Linked DNA regions of Homo sapiens: all the other regions are linked to region 3. The links are chromatin contacts, found by Hi-C or POLR2A ChIA-PET in ENCODE. All regions are on one chromosome and are shown on one strand. The core of a region is the stretch at or near the end of the contact, and the rest is flanking DNA. Distances in the headings are between cores, read along the strand shown.

What was found. A loop is a pair of places that touch in the nucleus more often than their neighbours do. ChIA-PET counts read pairs that join two places held with the same protein, here RNA polymerase II (POLR2A). Pooled maps may share reads with other maps.
Region 1: a map of gastrocnemius medialis shows a loop between it and region 3 (9-fold over the local background). The contact joins two enhancer-like sites. A Hi-C loop is called at or near these places in 3 of 168 maps with a recorded cell type or tissue (GM12878, cardiac septum and gastrocnemius medialis) and 6 of 50 pooled maps. POLR2A ChIA-PET finds 5 or more read pairs at or near these places in 2 of 52 experiments (A673 and HepG2).
Region 2: a loop to region 3 is called in a map of K562, with 9 times the contacts of the local background. The contact joins two enhancer-like sites. A Hi-C loop is called at or near these places in 1 of 168 maps with a recorded cell type or tissue (K562), 1 of 37 single-sample maps with no recorded cell type and 10 of 50 pooled maps. POLR2A ChIA-PET finds 5 or more read pairs at or near these places in 2 of 52 experiments (H1 and HEK293).

The regions. Positions count from the first base shown.
Region 1 is chr3:47,889,801-47,893,992 of GRCh38, forward strand. The region is part of intron 10 of MAP4 (microtubule associated protein 4); the gene reads right to left. Among named protein-coding and RNA genes, the nearest start is that of MIR1226, 42 kb to the left of the region's middle. Within about 2 kb of position 1,656, at least 12 of the 41 ENCODE cell types and tissues checked have a DNase peak (open chromatin) inside an H3K27ac peak, as active enhancers do; they include gastrocnemius medialis, where a contact is called at or near this core.
Region 2 is chr3:47,787,272-47,791,196 of GRCh38, forward strand. No RefSeq gene overlaps it. Among named protein-coding and RNA genes, the nearest start is that of SMARCC1, 7.3 kb to the left of the region's middle. Within about 2 kb of position 2,341, at least 34 of the 41 ENCODE cell types and tissues checked have a DNase peak (open chromatin) inside an H3K27ac peak, as active enhancers do.
Region 3 is chr3:48,149,515-48,153,243 of GRCh38, forward strand. No RefSeq gene overlaps it. Among named protein-coding and RNA genes, the nearest start is that of CDC25A, 37 kb to the right of the region's middle. Within about 2 kb of position 2,062, at least 21 of the 41 ENCODE cell types and tissues checked have a DNase peak (open chromatin) inside an H3K27ac peak, as active enhancers do; they include gastrocnemius medialis, where a contact is called at or near this core.

The DNA of each region.
Region 1 (4,192 bases), core at 406-2,905, 260 kb before region 3:
AACAGCATGGGACACCTGAATGCTTGTAATTCTGGAGTCATAAGAAATCAAAGAGGAACTATTAAGCTTCTTTGCCTCCATAAAAAAACGTGTTTTTTATCTCCATAAAAAACAAAAAATGTTTTTTATCTCCATAAAAAAAAAAAACCCAAAACATCTGTATGTCTTCTACTTACCACTCCCCTAGAAAATACCATTTCTTACTTTCAAAGAAAAAAAGTACAATTTCATAAAAATATACTGAGAGTAATAAATATTAGAGAAAACAGGTCCCAGGAAACAAGACTATTTTTTTTTAAACAAGCAAAACACATGTTTTAAATCCCCATTTACAAGTTTGTGAATTATGGCCCTTTGTGCTCAAACTGGACTCGGAGAAACACAAGCTTTTTTAGACCACCACAATAAGAGCTGTGGGGGGATGGGAGATGGGGAAGAAAAGAAAGGGCCAGGAAGAAAGACACAAAAGGCTGTCACAAAGACCGCAAAATTTAGCTGTTTATTAGGTTGCAAGTCTCTCCTTCTCTCCCTGCTTTCTCTTTCTTCTTTTTCTCCCCACAAATCCTCTCAAAACACATACAAAAAGAGAAAACTAGAAGCAAGATTGGGTCAAACATGAAGAACACAGAAAGAATATTAAATAGCTAGCTTTAAAGGGCTCTTTTTCAGTTTGAACAAAAGTAAAACGTTCTCCAAAGCAAAAACAGAAAACAGAGCTTCCACCCAGATTGTGCAACTTAATGAGAGGAGGTTAGTGCTGATAAACCCATTGTGAATCTATATAAAGTGACAGATTTTCAAGCAAGGAAATCAATCAGTTGGGATTGAAGGATTTAGAGCTCAGGAATCATCTGGTTCAAACCAACAGGGAGCTGAGGGCTGGGTGGATGGGGGATGGGTTGGACAGGGTGACATGAGGTCAAGAAAGGGGGTCTAGTTTTTATACCCACCATTCTCTGACCCCATTCCACCCCAAACTTGCACACTCAATTCACATTATCTGTCATGCTAGCAAGACATTCAGCTTGACCCTGCAAGATTCACTTTGTTCTCTTCCTTGCCTCACTCCCAGCAAGCTTCCAACACAAGGGAATTAAGCTTTCCCCAGGCAGTCACAGAACCCAGCTGTAAAAAGCTGCTTAGTGCTCTGCCGGTAATCTGTCACTTTGGTTCCTTCCTTGCTGTCTGCTTGTTCCCAATGGAGGCAAAATTTAGAAACATACCATCACGTGGGGGCTTTTCAAACAGGAACGATGGAGTGCTCTGGGTTGCAGTGACCTCAATTTCTTTCTTCCCTGCCAGAGCCGTCTGTCCTGGCTGTTTCTCTCCTCGCTGGCAAACCTGCGAGCATGAATCAATTCTAGTTTCACTAAAATCTTCCTGCCCTTTTTCCTTGCTGCTTCCTTCAGGAATCTGCTCCAGCTTACTATGGAGATATAATCCAGCAGTGCCGAGTTCCTTCTTCCCAGAGTTGCTGCTGCTGTTGCTGAAGTGAGCCAATTCTTCTCTCTTCTTGGCCACTGGTTCCTCACAGATGAAAGGAGGTATCTCTTTAGTAGACAAGATGGGCAGTTTCCCAGGGCTCAATTTGTAGCTAGCTGTCTGTTCCTCACCCACAGTCATGGAGCGCTTCATAGCAGGAGCTCCCAGTTTCCCAGGTGTAGGACTAGGCATTGGGCTACTAGGGGGAGGCAGCAGGCCAGAAGAAGGCTCTTCTCGGGCAGGGAGTTCAGGGTACTTATCTGCAAGGTTGACAGCTGGGGGAACTGAGAGGTGAGAACATTCAGACAGGGCCCTGCGCACTGCCTTTTTCTGCTGGGGGGCTTGGTTGAGCACAGCCTCCTCGGTAGAACTCAATTTCTCCAACTCCTTATCATGGTCTCTGATGTGACAGCTTGCATTCAAATGTTCCTGGGTGAACACCATAGTGATTGGCGGAATGGTGGTGGGTGAATGCTCAATAATGGGGGCTGGGTGGGCTAGAGACACCAGGAGTGGGGACTCACACTTCAGCTGCTCAGAGTTATCATTTACCACCCCAATCACTGGGCAGCCAGGGGTGATGCTATTCTCCATCTCTCCCGGAGTTGCTTCCCTTGAGCCCAGAGAGCCTTGAGCCACTGGATGAAAGCTGGGGTTCCAAACACTGGTTTCCTGCTCCTTAACATATCTGGTAGGGATGTCAGCAGCCCCAGGGAAATCCAGATCTGACTGGCTCTTGGTCTCTAGTCCATTCTTCCCTGCCACCTTCCCCTGAACTGGAATGGTTTTGTTTTTGTCTGGCCCCTCTATGAGTCCCAGATGGAACTCGGAGGTCTTCTGGTGTACCGAGTTCCCCTCCAAGGGATGGCAGGTCTCTGAAATCACATACCTGCTCTCAAGGTGACCTGAGGCTTCTTGACAGTCCTTGTCCTGCATTTCAATGCTCAGCTCTTTGTCTAGCTTCCCCTCAAAAAAGCAGAGCTTGTTCTGCTCCAGGAAGCTGGCATTCTTCACAAGCCCATCTTTTGGTTGCCCGTCCATGCTGACATTCAGCCCAATTTCATTCAGTTTGCCCTCTGTCCTCTGCCATTCGAATCCGGCTTGACTGATTTCTTTTGGGGAGTCCATTCGGCACTCTGCAGGCTTGCCCTTACTGAGCTGACCGTACGCGGCAGTGAGAGAGGCTGTCTGCTTGTCTGAGAGCGACATCGTCTCTCCTCCACTGCTCTCCCTGCTTTCGCTCCTGGAGCTCTAATACCACCTACGATCACACAGAGCTTGCAGTGACATCACACCAATTCCCCAGTATTCATGACAAAATTCATCTCTCCCTCAATGCCCCTCTCTCCTCAAGCAGTTGAGTATTAAATGCACTTACAAATGTGAAAGAAAGAAAGAAAGGAAGAATGAATGAAAGCGAAAGAAAGGAAGGAACCTGCTGCTTTCTGCACAACAAAATGCTACTTTAATCTGAGAATGTAATTTCCCGTGAACTAGCACTCTGTTTAGATCTGCAATTTAAAACACAGTATGGTGCCAATCCAAGCACTAAGGATAGTAATTATTTTGGCTTTCACTGATATAGATACGTGCATACCCACACACTCATTTATCTGATACCATGCCCACCCTTCCACATTCAACCACTCAGAAAACTGTTTTAAAAATAACCGAGACTCATTTGCCAATCCCCAGCTATAACCCTGAAGAACAATGAATCCAGGAAATTGTTCAAAATTGGACTAAAAAAAAAAAAAAAAAACCACACCTTAACGTAGTATTAAGATTGCAGGCATTCATTCTCAGAGGAAGAGTGGGTTTGCTGTCATAGCAACTTATCAAACTAACTTGAAAACTGACTTGAGTGGGGTCCCCAAAACCCGTAAGAGCTCCATCTGTAGCTCTGCATAATGGAAGAGTTTAATAAAGGGTTCATTTAAAGACTTCAGTGATCAGGGCTTTGGGGATAGATATTCTAATTATAAGACATTTGTGTGACAACATACCCCTTATGCATTTACGCCTGTCCCTGCCCCCACTTGGTTCCTTGGATGAGCTGGGTTGCTCCCTCCACTACCAAGCCCTGCTCTTTCCAGCCTAATAATCTGTTAGGTGTCATGTGAACACACTGGGGGCAGTGCATCTTTCTCTGACCTCCAGACTTAGGGACTCTAACAATTGTAGCTTGGAGTTTTCCCCACTCACCAGAGCTTACTGCCCCCATTTAACTCAGCATGGTCCTTTGCTGCCCTGGGCTTTGAGCTCAAATATTGTATATTCAAACTGAAGGAACCATAAAACAAAACTGTGAGAAAAAAATTACACTATAAGGACAGGCTATACTCTTACTTTGAACAAAGCTGATTTTTCTTGTCTAGCTGTAAGTTACTGTCTTGCAATAACATAGCATACTGGAAATATTCTATCAGAAATCCAAGAGAAGTCTTTTTCCAAGATGAAGAAAAGATTTAGATTGCTTTTTTTTTTTTTTTAAAAAAAGGCCATTTGCCATAAACTGCAATGATTTGATGACAGTTTTTAAACAATGCCTTTAGAAAAAAGGGCAAGTTAAGATTGTTCTTTGGTCTATAAAATGTAAAGAAATTACCAAGGTCCGCATAGGAAAGCTTGCTAAACTGTAGCCTCTGTCCCCAAGAACTCACCTTCTCTATTCATACCACTCAAGTTCCCAACAAGAGTACAGGGATCA
Region 2 (3,925 bases), core at 1,091-3,590, 360 kb before region 3:
GACCAGCCTGGCCAACATGGCCAAACCTCGTGTAATAAAAATACAAAAATTAGCTGGGTGTGGTGGTGCAGGCCTGTAGTCCCAGCTACCTGGGAGGCTGAGGCGGGAGAATCGCTTGAACCCAGGAGGTGGAGGTTGCAGTGAGCCGAGATCACACCACTGCACTCCAGCCTAGGTGATAGAGCGAGAATCTGTCTCAAAAAAAAATTCCTCACTGCCACCTCTACTTCCTAGGATCAAGCAATTCTCGTGACACAGCCTTCACATAGCTAAGATCACAAGTGTGTACCACCATGACTGGCTACTTTTTGTACTTTTACTAGAGATGGGGTTCGAGACCAGCCTGTCTCAAAAAAAAGAAAAATTAGTGGAGCATTGTGGTGGGCTTGAAGAATTGAGAATCACTTGAACCGGGGAGAGGAAGGTTACAGTGAGCTAAGATCGTACCACTACACTTCAGCCTGGGTGACAGAGTGCGACTCCATCTCAAATAATAATAATAATAATAATAATAAGAATAATAATAATGGCAAAATAAAAACATATAGGCCAGGCGCAGTGGCTCACGCCTGTAATCCCACCACTCTGGGAGGTTAAGGCAGGTGGATCACGACATCAGGAGTTCGAGACCAGACTGACCAACATGGTGAAACCCCGTCTCTACTAAAAATACAAAAAAATTAGCCGGGTGTGGTGGCGTGTGCCTGTAATCTCAGCTGCTCAGGAGACTGAGGCAGGAGAATCACTTTAACCCTGGAGGTGGAGGTTGCAGTGAGCCGAGATCGCACCAGTGCACTCTAGCCTGCGCTACAGAGAGAGACTCCTTCTGAAAAAAAAAAAAAAAAAAAAAGATGAACACTAATTAATCTTTGACAAATTAATGATGCGTGTTTAATTTTGGTGAACCACTAAGAGTAGAGCCATACTAGTAGAGTTAAAGAGAGGGACAGAGTAGTAGAGTTAAAAATAAAGGACAATAAAAGAGTGGGAAAGAACTAAAGCGACGCCAGGCGCTGTGGCTCACGCCTGTAATCCCAGCACTTTGGGAGGCTGAGGCAGGCAGATCACCTGAGGTCAGGAGTTCGAGACTAGCCTGACCAACATGGAGAAACGCCATCTCTACTAAAAATACAAAATTAGCCGGGCGTCGCGGTGCATGCCTGTAGTCTCAGGTACTCGCGAGACTGAGGCAGGAGAATCACTTGAACCCAGGAGGTGGAGGTTGCAGTGAGCCGAGATCACACCATTGCACTCCAGCCTGGGCAACAAGAGCAAAACTCTGTCTCTAAATAAATAAATAAATACAAAATTACCCGGGCGTGGTGGCGCATGCCTATAATCCCAGCTACTTGGGAGACTGAGGCAAGAGAATCGCTTGAACCCGGGAAGCGGAGGTTGCAGTGAGTCAAGATGGCGCCACGCCTGTAATCCCAGCACTTTGGGAGGCCTAGGCGGACGGATCAGGAAGTCACGACATGGCGACCATCCTGGCTAACACGGTGAAACCCCGTCTCTACTAAAAAATACAAAAAATTAGCCGGGAGTGGTGGCAGGTTCCTGTAGTCCCAGCTACTCAGGAGGCTGAGGCAGGAGAATGGAGTGAACCCGGGAGGCAGAGCTTGCAGTGAGCCGAGATCGCGCCACTGCACTCCAGCCTGGGCGACAGAGCGAGACTCCGTCTCAAAAAAAAAACAAAAACAAAAACAAAAAAACGGCTGGGTGTGGTGGCCAACATTGTGAAACCCAGCCTCTACTAAAAATACAAAAATTAGCCGGGCGTGGTGACACATGCCTGTAATCTCAGCTACTCAGAAGGCTGAGGCAGGAGAATCACTTGAATCCGGGAGGCGGAGGTTGCAGCGAGCCAGGATTACGCCACTGCACTCCAGCCTGGCAACAAAGGGAGACTCCATCTCAAAAAAGAAAAAAAAAAAAAGAAAGAAACAGGTTGGTGATTGGCTGACATTATGACAGAAGTAATGGAGCCCTGTGGGGAAATTAATACGCTGCTGACCTCTAGTGCCTAGTAGAAAAATTACATTTTCCGGCCGGGCCCGTTGGCTTATGCTTGTAGTCCCAGCACTTTGGGAGGCCGAGGCGGGCGGATCACGAGGTCAGGAGATCGAGACCATCCTGGATAACACGGTGAAACCCCGTCTCTACTAAAAATACAAAAAAAATTAGCCGGGCCTGGTGGCGGGCGCCTGTAGTCCCAGCTACTCAGGAGGCTGAGGCAGGAGAATGGCGTGAACCCGGTAGGCGGAGCTTGCAGTGAGCCGAGATCTCTCCACTGCACTCAAGCTGGGCGACAGAGCGAGACTCCATCTCAAAAAAAAAAACAAAAAAGAGAAAAATTACATTTTCCACTCAAAGACCCAATGTGAAAGGGACTGGCTTACTTGTCACTGGTTTATGTGTTGTGAGCAGAATAAGCACCCATGTTTAAACCTTGTTTGTCCATTATGATAATAGATATGTTTTGATGCATTGCTGTCATAAACTTTTTTTTTTGTTTACCATGTTTTTTCTTTTTCTTTTTCTTTTTTATTTTTTTTTCCACCATGTTGGCCAGGCTTGTCCGGAACTCCTGACCTCAAGTGATCCACCCACCTCGGCCTCCCATAGTGCTGGGATTATAGGCGTGAGCCACCACGTCCAGCCTCTACTCTTTTTTTTTTTTTTTTTTTTTTTGAGTCTTGCTGTGTCACCCAGGCTGGAGTGCAGTGGTGTGATCTCGGCTCACTGCAACCTCCGCCTCCCGGTTTCAAGTGATTCTCCTGCCTCAGCCTCCAGAGTAGCTGGGATTACAGGCATGTGCCACCATGCTGGGCTAATTTTTGTATTGTTAGTAGACACGGGGTTTCACCATGTTGGTCAGGCTGGTCTGGAACTCCTGATCTCATGATCCGCCCGCCTCGGCCTCCCAAAGCTGGGATTACAGGCATGAGTCACCGTGCCCGGGCACCTCAATTCTTTTTCTTTTTTTTTTTTTTGAGACGGAGCCTCGCTCTGCTGCCCAGGCTGGAATGCAGTGGTACAATCTCGGTTCACTGCAAGCTCCGCCTCCCGGGTTCACGCCATTCTCCTGCCTCTGTCACCGAGGCTGGAGTGCAGTGGCTCACTGCAAGCTCCGCCTCCCGGGTTCACGCCATTCTCCTGCCTCAGCCTCCCGAGTAGCTGGGACTACAGGCGCCCGCCACCATGCCCGGCTAATTTTTTGTATTTTTAGTAGAGACAGGGTTTCACCGTGTTAGCCAAGATGGTCTCGATCTCCTGACCTCGTGATCCGCCCACCTTGGCCTCCCAAAGTGCTGGGATTATAGGCGTGAGCTACCACGCCCAGCCTGTTCTTTTTTTTTTTTTTTTTTTTTTTGAGACGGAGTCTCGCTCTGTCACTCAGGCTGGAGTGCAGTGGCACGATCGCGGCTCACTGCAAGCTCCGCCTCCTGGGCTCACGCCATTCTCCTGCCTCAGCCTCCGGAGTAGCTGGGACTACAGGCGCCGGTCACCATGCCCGGCTAATTTTTTTGTGTTTTTAGTAGAGACGGGGTTTCACCATGTTAGCCAGGATGGTCTTTTTGTTTGTTTGTTTGTTTTTGAGATGGAGTCTCGCTGTGTCGCCCAGGCTGGAGTGCAGTGGCGCAATCTCGGCTCACTGCAAGCTCCGCCTCCCGCGTTCACGCCATTCTCCTGCCTCAGCCTCCCGAGTAGCTGGGACTACAGGCGCCCGCCACCAAGCCCGGCTACTTTTTGTATTTTTAGTAGAGGCGGGGTTTCACTGTGTTAGCCAGGATGGTCTCGACCTCCTGACCTCATGATCTGCCCGCCTCTGCCTCCCAAAGTGCTGGGATTACAGGCATGAGCCACCGTGCCCAGCCCAGCCTATTCTTTTAATAGTTACACTGGGCCAGGTGCAGTGGCTCAT
Region 3 (3,729 bases), core at 812-3,311:
TTTTTTTGTTTTGTTTTGTTTTTTGAGACAAAGTGTTGCTCTTGTCGCCCAGGCTGGAGTGCAATGGCGCAATCTCAGCTCACTGCAACCTGCCCCTCCCAGGTTCAAGCAATTCTCCTACCTCAGCCTCCCGAGTAGCTGGGATTACAGGCGCCTGCCATCACGCCTGGCTAAATTTTTGTATTTTTAGTGGAGACAGGGTTTTGCCATGTTGGCGAGGCTGGTCTCGAACTCCTGACCTCAGGCGATCCGCCCACCTCGGCCTCCTAAAGTGCTAGGATTACAGGCATGAGCCACCACGTCCGGTCTATTTTTATTTTTATTTTTGAGATGGAGTCTTGCTCTGTTGCCTAGGCTGGAGTGCCGTGGTGCGAACTCCGCTCACTGCAACCTCCGCCTCCTGGGTCAAGTGATTCTCCTTCTCAGCCTCCCAAGTAGCTGGGATTATAGGCACCTGCCAGCATGCCCTGCTAAATTTTTGTATTTTTAGTGGTGACAGGGTTTCGCTATGTTGGCCAGGCTGGTGTCGAACTCCTGACCTCAGGTCTCCCAAGTGCTGGGATTATAGGCATGAGCCACCGCACCCGGCCTATTTATTTATTTTTATTTTTATTTTTATTTTCGAGACTGGGTCTCACTCTGTCACCCAGGTTGTAGTACAGTGGCACAATCTCGGCTCTCTGCCACCTCCACCTCCCAGACTCAAGCAATCCTCTCACCTCAGCCTCTGGAGTAACTGGGACTACAGGCACACACCACCACACCTGGCTAATTTTTTGTATTTTTTTGTAGAGACAGGTTTTCGCCATGTTGCCTAGGCTGGTCTTGAACTCCTGAGCTCAAGCGATCCATTCACCTAGGCCTCCCAAAGTGCCGGGATTACAGGTGTGAGCCACTGCACCCAGCCGGACAATTATATTATTTATGTTTACAAGAATGAATCAGAGGGCAGATGCATTGGCTCATTCCTATAATCTCGGCACTTTGGGAGGCTGAGGTGGGAGGATCACTTGAGGCCAGGAGATTGAGACCTGTCTGGGCAACATAGGGAGATCTTTGTCTCTACAAAAAAAATTTTAAAAAAACATTAGCTGGGTGTGATGGTGTGCATCTATAGTCCCAGCTACTCAGAGCGAAACCCTATTCCCCATCCCCAACCCTCCTAAAAAGAATAAGTCTGTGGAAGGCTGGGAGCAGTGGCTCATGCCTGTAATCCCAGCACTTTGGGAGGCTGAGGCAGGCGGATCACCTGAGGTCAGGAGTTTGAGACCAGCCTGGACAACATGGTGAAACCCCTGTCTCTACGAAAAATACAAAAATTAGCCAGGAGTGGTGGCAGGTGCCTATAATCCCAGCTACTCAGGAGGCTGAGGCAGGAGCATCGCTTGAACCTGGGAGGCGGAGGTTGTGGTGAGCCGAGATCCTGCTACTGCACTCCAGCCTGGGCAACAAGAGTGAGACTCTGTCTCCAAAAAAGAAAAAAGAGTTCTGTGGAAAAAGAAAGGCATTCCCTGCAGGTGTCAGCAAAGGTAAGGAGGTCCCAAAGAACAGGAATAGTGAGGAGTCCTTGGGGGAGGATGGGGAGGTTGCCCAAGCTCATCCTTTATACTTGAGACCTCTGGTCCAGAGAAGTGAAGTGTTCTGCTCAGTGTCACACCACTGGTCAGGGGCAGACCGGAATCAGAAAGTAGGCCTTATTTCTTCATCAGAGTCTAGGAAGCCGCCAGGGGAAAGAGGCTGTGCTTTAGAAGGTTAAGGCCTATGATCCACCCTGCGTCACCCAAAGTAAACTAGGAAGGAAGTGTAAATAAACCCCACAAAGATCGGACATTTTTCCATGATGACCACATTGATGCATTTATTAAAAATACAAAATGCTAATAATCCAAACCAGCCCTCTTCCCTTTTTTCCCCTTTGGGAGCCCTTGCACTGTGGTGCATGAAACACATGCTTGAACTAGGCCATTGGGAACTGCGGCTTGGACAAGGAACAGCCACAGCTTTTCCTGTACTCAGAGCAGGCAAAGTGCCATTAAATGCAGCTGGAAGCCAGGGCAGGGGAAGGGGTGGGAAGCTCCTGGAGAGCCCCCAGCTCCTCCCAGTTACTGACTGGCTCTGGAGGAGAGGAGCTAGAAGGCCGAGATACCTGAGGAGACAAACCTGGGGCACCACTGCCACCTGATGTCTTCCTATGGCCATTGCAGTGGTCACAGCCCCAAGCCCCGTGGCAGCCTGGCAGCAGAGTGAAACAAGAGGGCAAAGAAAGCCTATCGGTGGAAGTTTTTATTTACCCTTGACGGTGGGTACTCCCAGACAGTGGGTATGTCTGAAATACTTCATATTGAAGAAAGACATCCATATTGAAAAACTAAACAGAAAACATAAATGGAAAATGAATCAACATATACAAAGTAGCCACAGTATGGAGGTGCGGATTTGACTTTGCCTGCGGAAGAGCTGTCCTGCTCTGGCCAGCACTGGAAGGGACTCTGCCTCCTCTGTTCTGGGAGCGTGCAAGCAGGAACTCTGGACTGGGCTTTGCACAACTTCCAGGAGTCATTGCTTAGAAATCAGAATGACCAAGATCTTAAGGTCTTAGAATCATCTAGGTAATCCACCCCCATCCCAGCTGCCAGGTCACAGTCACACAGAGGCTGAGCACGCCCAATGCCATGCCCAATGCCACCCAGTCTTCCCCTGCTGCTGTTTCTGCCTCGCCTCCCTGTCCTTCCCCTACCCTACCCTAGCGTGGGCAGGCTTTGTGTCCCAAGGTCACCAGTGACATATGTCCCACCACAGGCAGCCGAGCTTAACCCTATCACTGAGACCTCCTTGTGGCTGCTCCCTACCCCTCCCTGCCTGGCTTCCTGGCATCCTGCCTCTAACCTCTCTCTCTGCTTCCCTGTCTTCTACATTGGTAGAACTGCCACTTGGATACGTGTGACAACTTGCTGTCACCAGCCTGGATATTTCTCTGGAGCACTCCTCACATTCAACACTTGACCACTCAGGCATCGGGACAGTCACTGCCCAGATCCCCCCGTCCACATAGGAGCTCAGCATGACAGCCCCTCTTTTTTATTTAATTTACTTATTTCAATTTTTATTTTTATAGAGAAGACGTCTTTCTATGTTGCCCAGGCTGGTCTCAAACTCGTGGCCTCAAGTGATCCACCCACGCTGGCCTCCCAAAGTGCTGGGATTACAGGCATGAGCCACTGCACCCGGCCCAGCCCCCTTTTAAAATGTTTTCTTTTGAAATAATTTAAAGCTTACAGAAAAGTTGCAAGAATAGTACAAAGAATTCCCTTATGCCCTTTGCCAAGAGTCATACATTTTAACGTTTTCAAATTTTGCTGCATTTGCTTTCTTCCCTTTGACTCTGTCTACTTCTCTCTCTTACACACACACACACACACACACTTAACCTGTAATATTTCAGTGTATTATTTCCTTAGAACAAGGATGTTCTCATACATAACTGCAGTATAATTATCAAATTCAGGAAACTTAACACTGAGTTACTAATTTTACCTGGTGGGTCACAGTAGCTCATGCCTGTAATCCCAGCACTTTGGGAGGCCGAGGTGGGTGGATCACGAGGTCAGGAGTTCGAGACCAGCCTGACCAAGATGGTGAAACCCCCATCTCTACTAAAAATTTAAAAATTAGCTGGGTGTGGTGGCGGGTACCTGTAGTCCCAGCTACTCAGGGGGCTGAGGGAGGAGA